2 separate regions of the Homo sapiens genome follow, and region 1 is linked to region 2. The links are chromatin loops, found by intact Hi-C in ENCODE. Cell type or tissue: heart right ventricle. All regions are shown on one strand. Each heading gives the region's core, and the rest is flanking DNA. Links, peaks and the distances in the headings are about the cores only.

Region 1 (4,765 bases), core at 974-3,473, 660 kb before region 2:
AATAGAAAAGAGGTAAAATGTTAAAACCAACAGTACATTTGCCATGAATTTATTTATTTATTAGACAGAGTCTCGCTCTGTTGCCCAAGCTGGAGTGCAGTGGCGCGATCTCAGCTCACTGCAACTTTCGCCTCCTGAGTTCAAGCGATTCTCCTGCCTCAGCCTTCCGAGTAGCTGGGACTATAGGTGCGTGCTACCACACCCAGCTAATTTTTTTTGTATTTTAGTAGAGACGGGGTTTCACCATGTTGGCCAGGGCGGTCTCAATCTCCTGACCTCGTGATCCATCCACCTCGGCCTCCCAAAGTGCTGGGATTACAGGCGTGAGCCACTGTGCCCGGCCTGACATTTTTTTATAAAGAAAGATGAAGGAACTTTGAAATGCCTTTCCTGAGCCTGGCTAGGAAAGTGGAACTTGAGTTATCTTACAGGGTTTATAGCTCCCAAAGGTAAAGCAGAGACTTTTTGGAGGGGAAAATTTGAAAAATTAACTAGTTGACTGAATTGGCAGGTTAAAAGTGAGTTAAAGTTGACCCTCGAACAACGTGGGTTCGAATTGTGCAGATCAGTATATATATGCAGATTTTCTTCTGCTTCTGCCAACGTGAGACAGCAAGACCATCCCCCTTTTCCTCCTCCTCTTTAGCCTACTCAGCGTGAAGACAAGGATGAAGACCTTTTTGATCATCCGTGTCCACTTAATGAATAGTAAATATATTTTCTTTGATTTCTTTAATATTTTTAGCTTTGTTGTAAGAATAAGGTTTATAATCTATATAATAAAATATGTGTTAATTGATTATTTATTAATATATCATCAGTAAGGCTTCCAGTCAGCCATAGGTTATTAGGAGTTAAGTTTTTGGGAAGTTTAAAGTTAATATACAGATTTACTGCTACATGAGGGGTCAACATCCCTAATCCCTGCATTGTTCAAGGGTCAACTATATTTTACCTTTTTTTCAGAGTTAACTTCAACTCCTAGTAATGGAACACAAGGATAGAGGACCAAAACCAGTGGTAAAATGCCATTTATATGTGTTACTCACAAGTAAACATGATTTGATAAGCATCTCATTGGCACTGTAGGAGAAAAGAGATTATATGACAAACTTTTCTGGAAAGCAAAAGACATGTCTTCTGACCACTTATCCAGCATCTGTGAGATGGCAGAATCTAGCTGTGGTATGATTCTAATTTTTTTTAAGGTAAACATTAAGAAAGTCTAGGGAATTCATTTGCAAACCCAGTAATCCTTTTCTTCCCCCTCCCCGCCCCCCCCCCCCCCCCGCTAAATAGTGCTGATTGTGCGTTCCCAAATTTCTCCTGCTCAGGGGAGTTTGCAGGACCTTACCCTGCAAGCTTAGAGGGGAACTATCCTTTTAGGTTTTCAAACTTTTAAACTTTGAATGCTTCCAAATTTACATGTGGGACAAGTCTGGCTCTAGTTCATAAAACTACTTTGCAAGTAGAGATCCATATGCCTTATGTAGAATGTAATTTCAACATATTTCTAAGTAAAGCCTTCTTTGAACTTAAATTGTTGTACTTTTTAAAAGCACCCTCTAAAATAGGGTAGAAATGTAGAAAATTTAGAAAAATTGACATACATTTTCAATTGCATATCAAATATAGCTTGAAATTTGGAACCAGTCTCTGAGTAGCTATTTGTCCTATGAGCCTAACTGCATAAGTATGATATGTGGGTAGAAGGAACATGTGGGTACAAGAATGTCATCAAATGGTGCATGTGACCAAGAGCATTCAGTGACCATGTGAAGGACTAGCTCTTTGACTAATGCCTCGTCCATGTTGAGAAGACAGTCATAAGACTGGAAGCACTGACATTTGAATTTAGGTTCACACCAGAGGAAGACATTAGTCATTTACTTTGAAATTCTGACTTTTTCCACCTTTTCCCACTCTCCAGTTCCCTGTGCCCAAAGTATAATTGTACCAAAAAAATCCTCTAGCCAAAAATGTAACATTAATGTCTACAGACTTAATTACATAACCCCTATTCTTTTAAATTCATACTCTTTATTATATGCATATGTATAATGAGGAATATTTTTCTCAAAGTGTTGTATGTGGTCACAAGAAAGTAAACTGGAAACTAACACTAAACTCCAAGTAAGAATGGAACAAATTGGAGCTTTTTGTGTTCAGAGCTGTACTGATTTTGGCCACAAGATGGTGCTGTAATCCTATTGCACAATTTAGTATGTGAATTGGCCATTATGGGGAACCTATTTTCTACCGATACAGGAAAGATTATGTCTATATGGCACAGGATTACCATGAAATATGACTTTTCAAGGCCCCTTTCGGCTCTAATATTCCATGAATACTTCTTCAGGAGCCAGCTCACCTTGTTCTTCCCTCGCCTTTGGATGTTACAAGAATTTGATGTATGAACAATTCACCTGAGATGTGAAGGTATGGATTTTTGAGCTCTTTTCTATTCACCGGAAAGAAGGAAGAGTGCAGGGCTGCCATAGATAAAACTTTTAGAAGACCTTTTTGCAGGCCTCTTCTTGGTGTTTCTTTCTTCCTACTTCCTTTTGTTGATAGGAGAAGATGCACTGCGGAGGCAAGGGAATCCTGTGTCCATCGGGACAGTTCCTGAAGCCAGACGTAGACAGTCTTCCCATCAGGGTGGCCAGCTCACAGCAGCCCTCAGCAGAGGGGTATGCACTGAGGATGCTCAGCTGCCAGCATGCTGCCCACGTTCTTCATCCTAAGCCCACTTTGTTTTTCTTCCCCTCAGTTCATCCCTGTTCCATTTCCCCCAGCCTTAGTTTGCAAAGTCCCTCAACTATTGTCCTCTGGGACCTAGAGTCTCTTAACTTTGGTTGAGTATCAGAGCACTTACTTGAAAGCCATGGTTCTCTCTGTATAATACCAAGAATGATTGCTAGATCTAATCCCATCATGCAAACTAATAACAATTTTTCCTGGAACTTATACAATCAAAAATCACAATCACACATGCTCCTGAAAAAAGAAAGCTGTTTTGGCATTGGTGGTCTTTGTGCTTTCCATGACTATTTGTTGTTCATTTATCTGCCTGCCTATTAGTGTTTACTAATACAGAAGACTAATGGTTTAAGAAAACTTTCTGGGAGAAAAACAATTGGGAAAGTTGAAAACATTAACTTATTCCTTCTTCAATTGAGGAAGAACGACATTATTTGATTATTCAGAGGAGTTCAAGGAGTATCTTTTCACCTGAGCTGTTGTGTATTAAAATTGCAAATGAAGGCCTGGCATGGAGACTTATGCTTGTAATCTCAGCACTTTGGGAGGCCAAGGTAAGAGGATTGCTTGAGCTCAGGAGTGAGACCAGCTGTGATGCATAGCAAGACCCTGTCCCTATTTTATTTTTCAAATTTCAAATGAACTCAGTTTGTTCTATTCTGATCCTCTTTTTTGCAGAAGACATGAGTAAAGAGGTCATTGACAGAGAAGGATATTTCCGAGAGGGGAAGAGTTTGACTTTCTGACAATGTTTCCTGTACATAAACTATTGATGTCAGCATCTTCACATGAAGACATATCAGTAAGGGCCAGGAGACGTTTAGCAATAGACTTACACAGTTAATAAGACAAATCTAGTAAAAAAAAAAAAAAAAAATCAGCTGAGCGTCATCAGATGAACTGACTTGACAGTGATGTTCATGAGGCTCCTGGCAGTCCGCCACCAGGACTCAATTCTTGGTCCTGGGATTTTTTTATTGTTTTTTGTCTAGGAAGGATAGGCATGGAGGCCCGCCATTCTTCACTTTACCTTTGGCAAGAGATTATAAACTTCAGATGAAGGGGGTATAGCACTAAGAAATTTAAAATTTCATTTTCATTTTGCCACCTAATAATTTTTTTTTTTTTTTAAGAGATAGGGTCTCAGTAGGTTGCCCAGGCTGGTCTCAAACCCTTGGGCCTCCCAAAGTATTGGGATTATAGGAGTGAGCCACTGCACCAGGCCCCTAATAATAATGTTATCTGCAAACATTAACAATGTACTTGGTGTGAAGAACGGTGATTTCTTATCTTGCAAATTTCTCATTTAAATCACACCATCTCTATTTTTATCTTCAAGATTCAAGAGAGGGTCAAGGTGGGATCATAAACTTAGATGAAGGAGGTATGGCACCAAGAAATCAAAAATTTCACTTCCATTTTGCTACCTAATAATAATTTTATCTGAAAACACTAACAATGCATTTGGTGTGATGAAGAACAGCTATTTCTCATTTTGCAAATTTCTCATTTAAATCACATCTCTCTTTTTCTTCAAGATTTAAGAGATGGTCGAAGGCACAGTTTGGGAATCCCCAGAGAAATGGAGCTTTAAAGCCAGTAGTGTCTTCCACTCTTGGGCCTCCCAAAGCCGACTCTCAGTAGGCAAATGACACAGTGTCTTTCAACATTCACAGGAGGTCAAGGACATAGAAGTCACTTCCCAGCTTACCGAGCTCTCACCTCTCTCCCAGCTGTCACCACTGATCACTCTTAGGAAGTGGGCAATTGCTACTCTGCTGGCCCAGGGGAAACGCCTGCATCCCTGCTCTTTCGTACCCGCCCTGCATGTGAATCTCATGTATTATTCAGTTTTTCATTTTCAGAAAACAGCACTCCCGGTACAAAGGCCACTCCCTTGGGCCTCTTTGTAAACTTCTGTTGTGATTGGGATTTTCTTTTGCTTCAAAATTTCCTGTCACCTCTCCTTTTTAGGACAGAGTGAAAGGCCAGCTAAGTCAGAGCT
Region 2 (4,765 bases), core at 1,509-4,008:
AAAAGAAGAGAGAGAGATAGAAAGGTAAAGGGGGGTATTTAGAGATAGTTTGAGGGTACAGGGATTATGATTATGATTATGATTATTATTTTTGAGACGGAGTTTAGCACTATTGCCCGGGCTGGAGTGCAATGGCACGATCTCAGCTCACTGCAACCTCTGCCTCCTGGGTTCAAGTGATTCTCCTTCCTCAGCCTCCCGAGTAGCTTGGACTACAGGTGCACATCACCATGACTGGCTAATTTTTTGTATTTTTTAGTATAGACGGGGTTTCACCATATTGGCTAGGCTGGTCTTGAACTCCTGACCTCATGATCTGCCCGACTCGGCCTCCCAAAGTGCTGGGATTACAGGCGTGAGCCACTGCACCCAGCCTGAGGGTACAGGGATTTTATAAAGGATGGATCATGAATTGCAGAGGGCAGTGTGGAAAAGGTTCTAAGAGCCGTAGAGGAGTAGAACATAGGGCCAGACAGGGGCTGTGCAGAGCTCTATGGGGGTTCGAGTGAGGAAGATTCCAGATGACCTGAGAATCTGGGTCTTATTAGGGTGATTGACACACACAAGATTATGGGACTTGAGATTCATCCTGGGGGATTCATGGCAGTGGTGGTGAGACTTTGCAGGCTGGAGGGTGGAGAAGGAGAGATATTTCAAGCTTTCTTTTGATCTTGTTGGAGGAGAGGAAGTCCAGACAAGAGGCATTTCACTGGCCCCAGTTGATGTGTTTAAGAACTTCTAGGGAAGATGGATGTTGCTCCTTGCAGGCACCATATAGTTACTCCTGTTTGTGTAGAAATGGGAGGCCTAGGGTGTTTGAGACTCAGTTATTAGGTTGGTGAAAAAATTATTGCCACGTAATTGCAAAAACCGCAATTACTTTCGCATCAACCTAATACATTTAAAGTTTTAAGAAGCAACGTGGGACAAAGAGAAGTTATGTGGGAATTGTTCTTTAAGTATTTGCTATTATCCTATTAAAATAGAAGCAATCGTTTCATCATAGTCTAAAATCATGACAACCAAAGTTAATAAGTAGCAGAGTCTGTGCCACTTTGATATCGCTCAGATGAATTCCTCCCAGGGGACGGTGTCAGGGATGTTCTTCAGATGACCATGTATCAGTGCATGGAGAAGAATATCTTTTTCTTTTTGAGATAGAGTCTTGCTCTGTGGCCCAGGTTGGAGTGCAGTGGCGTGATCTCTGCTCACTACAACCTCTGCCTCCCGGGTTCAAGCAGTTCTCCTGTCTCAGCCTCCTGCGTAGCTGGGAGTACAGGCACGTGCCAACACACCTGGCTAATTTTTTGTGTTTTTAGTAGAGATAGGGTTTCACCGTGTTAGTGCCAGGATGGTCTCGATCTCCTGACCTCGTGATCCGCCTGCCTTGGCCTCCCAAAGTGTTGGGATTACAGGCATGAGCCACCGTGCCCAGCTGAATATCATTTTTAAAGGAACTAAACTAGCCATTCAAAAACCTGAGTTCAAGTTCCACTTTTTAATTAACTAATTGTGAATTTTCATGCTCATTATTCTCTTTTCATTTTATTCATTTATTTACTTTTTTTTTTGAGGTAGAGTCTCACTTTGTCACCCAGGGTGGAGTGCAGTGGCACAATCTCAGCTCACTGCAACCTCTGCCTCCTGGGTTCAAGTGATTCTCCTGCCTCAGCCTCGCAAGTAGCTAGGATTACAGGCGTGTGCCAAGCCACCATACCTGGCTAATTTTTTTGTATTTTTAGTAGAGACAGGGTTTTGCCATGTTGCCCAGGCTGGTCTCCAACTCCTTAACTCAGGCAATCCGCCTGCCTTGGCCTCCCAAAGTGCTAGGATTACAGGTGTGAGCCACCCCGCTTGGCCTCGTTATTCACTTTTAAAATATCAGTATAATGAAGAGTACCTCACAGATAAATGAAAAATAAAATGTGATATGTATACAAAGAAGCACTGTAAACAAAAAAGTAACACAGAAAAATAAGGTGGTATTATCATAGCGAAAATGTTGTCTATTTTCTATAGTTAATCTATGAATATAATGGAAGTCCCAGAAGCATACTTGAAAATACTCAGCAGATCATGTGCCCCATCACCAGTAGCTAGAGGAACAAGTAGTGGTTCTTTGAAAATGGCAATCTCTACTCAGAAATATAAGAGAAAAAATTTTAAAATACTCAAAATAGAATTATCATCATTTGCTTTAGTCAGTAACAGAGACTGCAAAGAATGAGTAAATTTTTACTTACATTAAAAGTTGATATTGGGCTGGGCATGGTGGCTCACACCTGTAATCCCAGCACTTTGGGAGGCCGAGGAGGGCGGATCACTTGAGGTCAGGAGTTTGAGACCAGCCTGGCCAACATGGCGAAACCTCGTCTCTACTAAAGATGGAAAAACTAGCCAGGCTTTGTGGCACATGCCTATAATCCCAGCTACTTGGGAGACTGAGGCAGGAGAATCGTTTAAACCTGGGAGGCAGAGGTTGCAGTGAGCAGAGATCACACCACTGGACTCCAGCCTGGGCGACAGATTGAGACTCCAGCTGAAAAAGAAAAAAAAAGAAAAAAAGTTGGCAGCCAGGCGCAGTGGCTCACACCTGTAATCCCAGCACTTTGGGAGGCCGAGGCGGGTGGATCACGAGGTCATGAGATCAAGACCATCCTGGCTAACACGGTGAAACCCCGTCTCTACTAAAAATACAAAAAATTAGCCGGGCGTGGTGGTAGGCGCCTGTAGTCCCAGCTACTCAGGAGGCTGAAGCAGGAGAATGGTGTGAACCCAGGAGGCGGAGCTTGTAGTGAGCCAAGATCATGCCACTGCACTCCAGCCTGGGGACAGAGCAAGACTCCGTCTCAAGAAAAAAAAAATTTTAAAAAGTTGGCAAGGCAAGGTGGCTCATGCCTGTAATCCCAGCACTTTGGGAGGCTGAGGCAGGTGGATCACCTAAGGTCAGGAGTTCGAGCCCAGCCTGGCCAACATAACAAAACCCCATCTCTACTAAAAATACAAAAATTAGCTGGGCGTGGTGACGCATGCCTGTAATCCCAGCTATTCTGGGGGCTGAGGAAGGAGAATCACTTGAACCCAGGAGGTGGAGGTTGCAATGAGACGAGATTGAGCCACTGCACTCCACCCTGAACAACGGGAGCAAGATTCCGTCTCAAAAAAAAAAAAAAAAAGTTGATATTAAAGTATTTTTTGAAAGGAAATAATAAATGTTACAAGGTTTTATCCTTAAATTAATGCATTTTAGTTAAACATTTCAGAAAGGCTTTAAAATATTTTTAATTTTGGGCCAGGCACTGTGGCTCACACCTGTAATCCCAGCACTTTGGGAGGCTGAAGTGGGCGGATCACAAGGTCAGGAGATCAAGACCATCCTGGCTAACACGGTGAAACCCCCTCTCTACTAAAAATACAAAAAATTAGCCAGGCGTGGTGGCGGGTGCCTGTAGTCCCAGCTACTCAGGAGGCTGAGGCAGGGGAATGGCGTGAACCCAGGAGGCAGAGCTTGCAGTGAGCCGAGATCGGGCCACTGCACTCTAGCCCGGGCGACAGAGCAAGACTCCATCTCAAAAAAAAAAAAAAAAGATACTTCTACTAAAAAAAAATGTTTTGTGACTGAAAATTGACTTACAGAAACACTCATACTTGGAGAAACTTTCCCATGCCTACTTGACATTTCACATATGGTAGTTTAAGCTAAACTAGGTGGGAATGGGGAAGGGACACTGCAAATACAAGGGCAAAGAGAGAGGAGAAAGTGTCCAAAAGCACCTAGTGTCTTCACTGAGAAACAAAAGCACAGTTCCTGCACATGCCATGGAATGTCTGTGGCATTGCATGTCACTATCGTCTTGGAGAAAAAGTTGGTGCCAACCATGGATCTTCTTATGGGAAGAGCTGTTGGTATAGGCATATCAGCTCATTTTGTCTGCAAGTACAAGGAAACCCAAGTCAAATTACCTTAAATAAGGGGTCCCCAACCCCCAGGCCATGGAACAGTACCAATCCGTGGCCTGTTAGGAAACGGGCCACACAGCAGGAGGTGAGTGGCGGGTGAGCGAGCATTACCAGTGAGCTCCGCCTCCTGTCATATCAGCTGCAACATTAGATTCCCATAGAAGTGAGAAGCATATTGTGAACTGCGCATGTGAGGGATGTAGATTGTGTGCTCCTCATGAGAATCTAATGCCTGATGATCTGATGTGGAACAGTTTCATCCCGAATCCATCTCACCCTCTCCATCCCTCTGTCCTTGGAAAAATTGTCTTCCATGAAACTGGTCCCTGGTGCCAAAAAGATTGGGACCACTGCCTTAAATAATAAAGAAATCCATTGGCCCCCATGACCAGAAGCCCAGACGTAGGACAGATTTTCAGTTATGTTCATCTTTGACTCTGGCTCCGTTTCCCTGTGCCTCTTCCAGCTCACTCTGTGCTTCTCCATGGGTCAGCTCCATCCTCAGGCCCGTGGTGAATGGATACGCCAGTTCCAGATGTATAATCTGTGAATGACATCATCCAGAAGCAGACAAATAAAAGCTTCCAGAAGCTGACGGTTCTGATTTAGGGGACCCTTACCTAGAGGATGGGGGAAACCTGCAGTACACTTCTCATGACTAGGCAAGAATTTTCACCTGCCCAATGACGAACAAGAGACAGGGATTTACCCTTCAACCAGAGCTCTGGTAGGCCTAAGGGAGGGATGCCTTCTAGATTAGCAATCGGTAATGCCCACCCCTACTGTTTCCTTCTGCAGGATTTTG

Evidence for each region. Hi-C counts contacts between places; a loop is a spot of excess contacts. Peaks named below come from ENCODE experiments on the same cell type or tissue, not always from the same donor. Only the 100,000 strongest peaks of a DNase experiment are listed, where the experiment ranks them.
Region 1: it touches region 2 in a loop (3-fold over the local background); 14 of 110 quality-filtered maps call a loop at or near these places.

The regions. Positions count from the first base shown.
Region 1 is chr2:223,968,281-223,973,045 of GRCh38, forward strand. No RefSeq gene overlaps it. Among named protein-coding and RNA genes, the nearest start is that of MRPL44, 13 kb to the left of the region's middle. In heart right ventricle, for the core only: a CTCF peak has its summit at 2,185 (motif pointing right); no DNase peak of the experiment used is centred there.
Region 2 is chr2:224,632,469-224,637,233 of GRCh38, forward strand. All of the region lies in intron 2 of LOC105373909 (a long non-coding RNA gene), which reads left to right. Among named protein-coding and RNA genes, the nearest start is that of CUL3, 49 kb to the left of the region's middle. In heart right ventricle, for the core only: no CTCF peak of the experiment used is centred there; no DNase peak of the experiment used is centred there.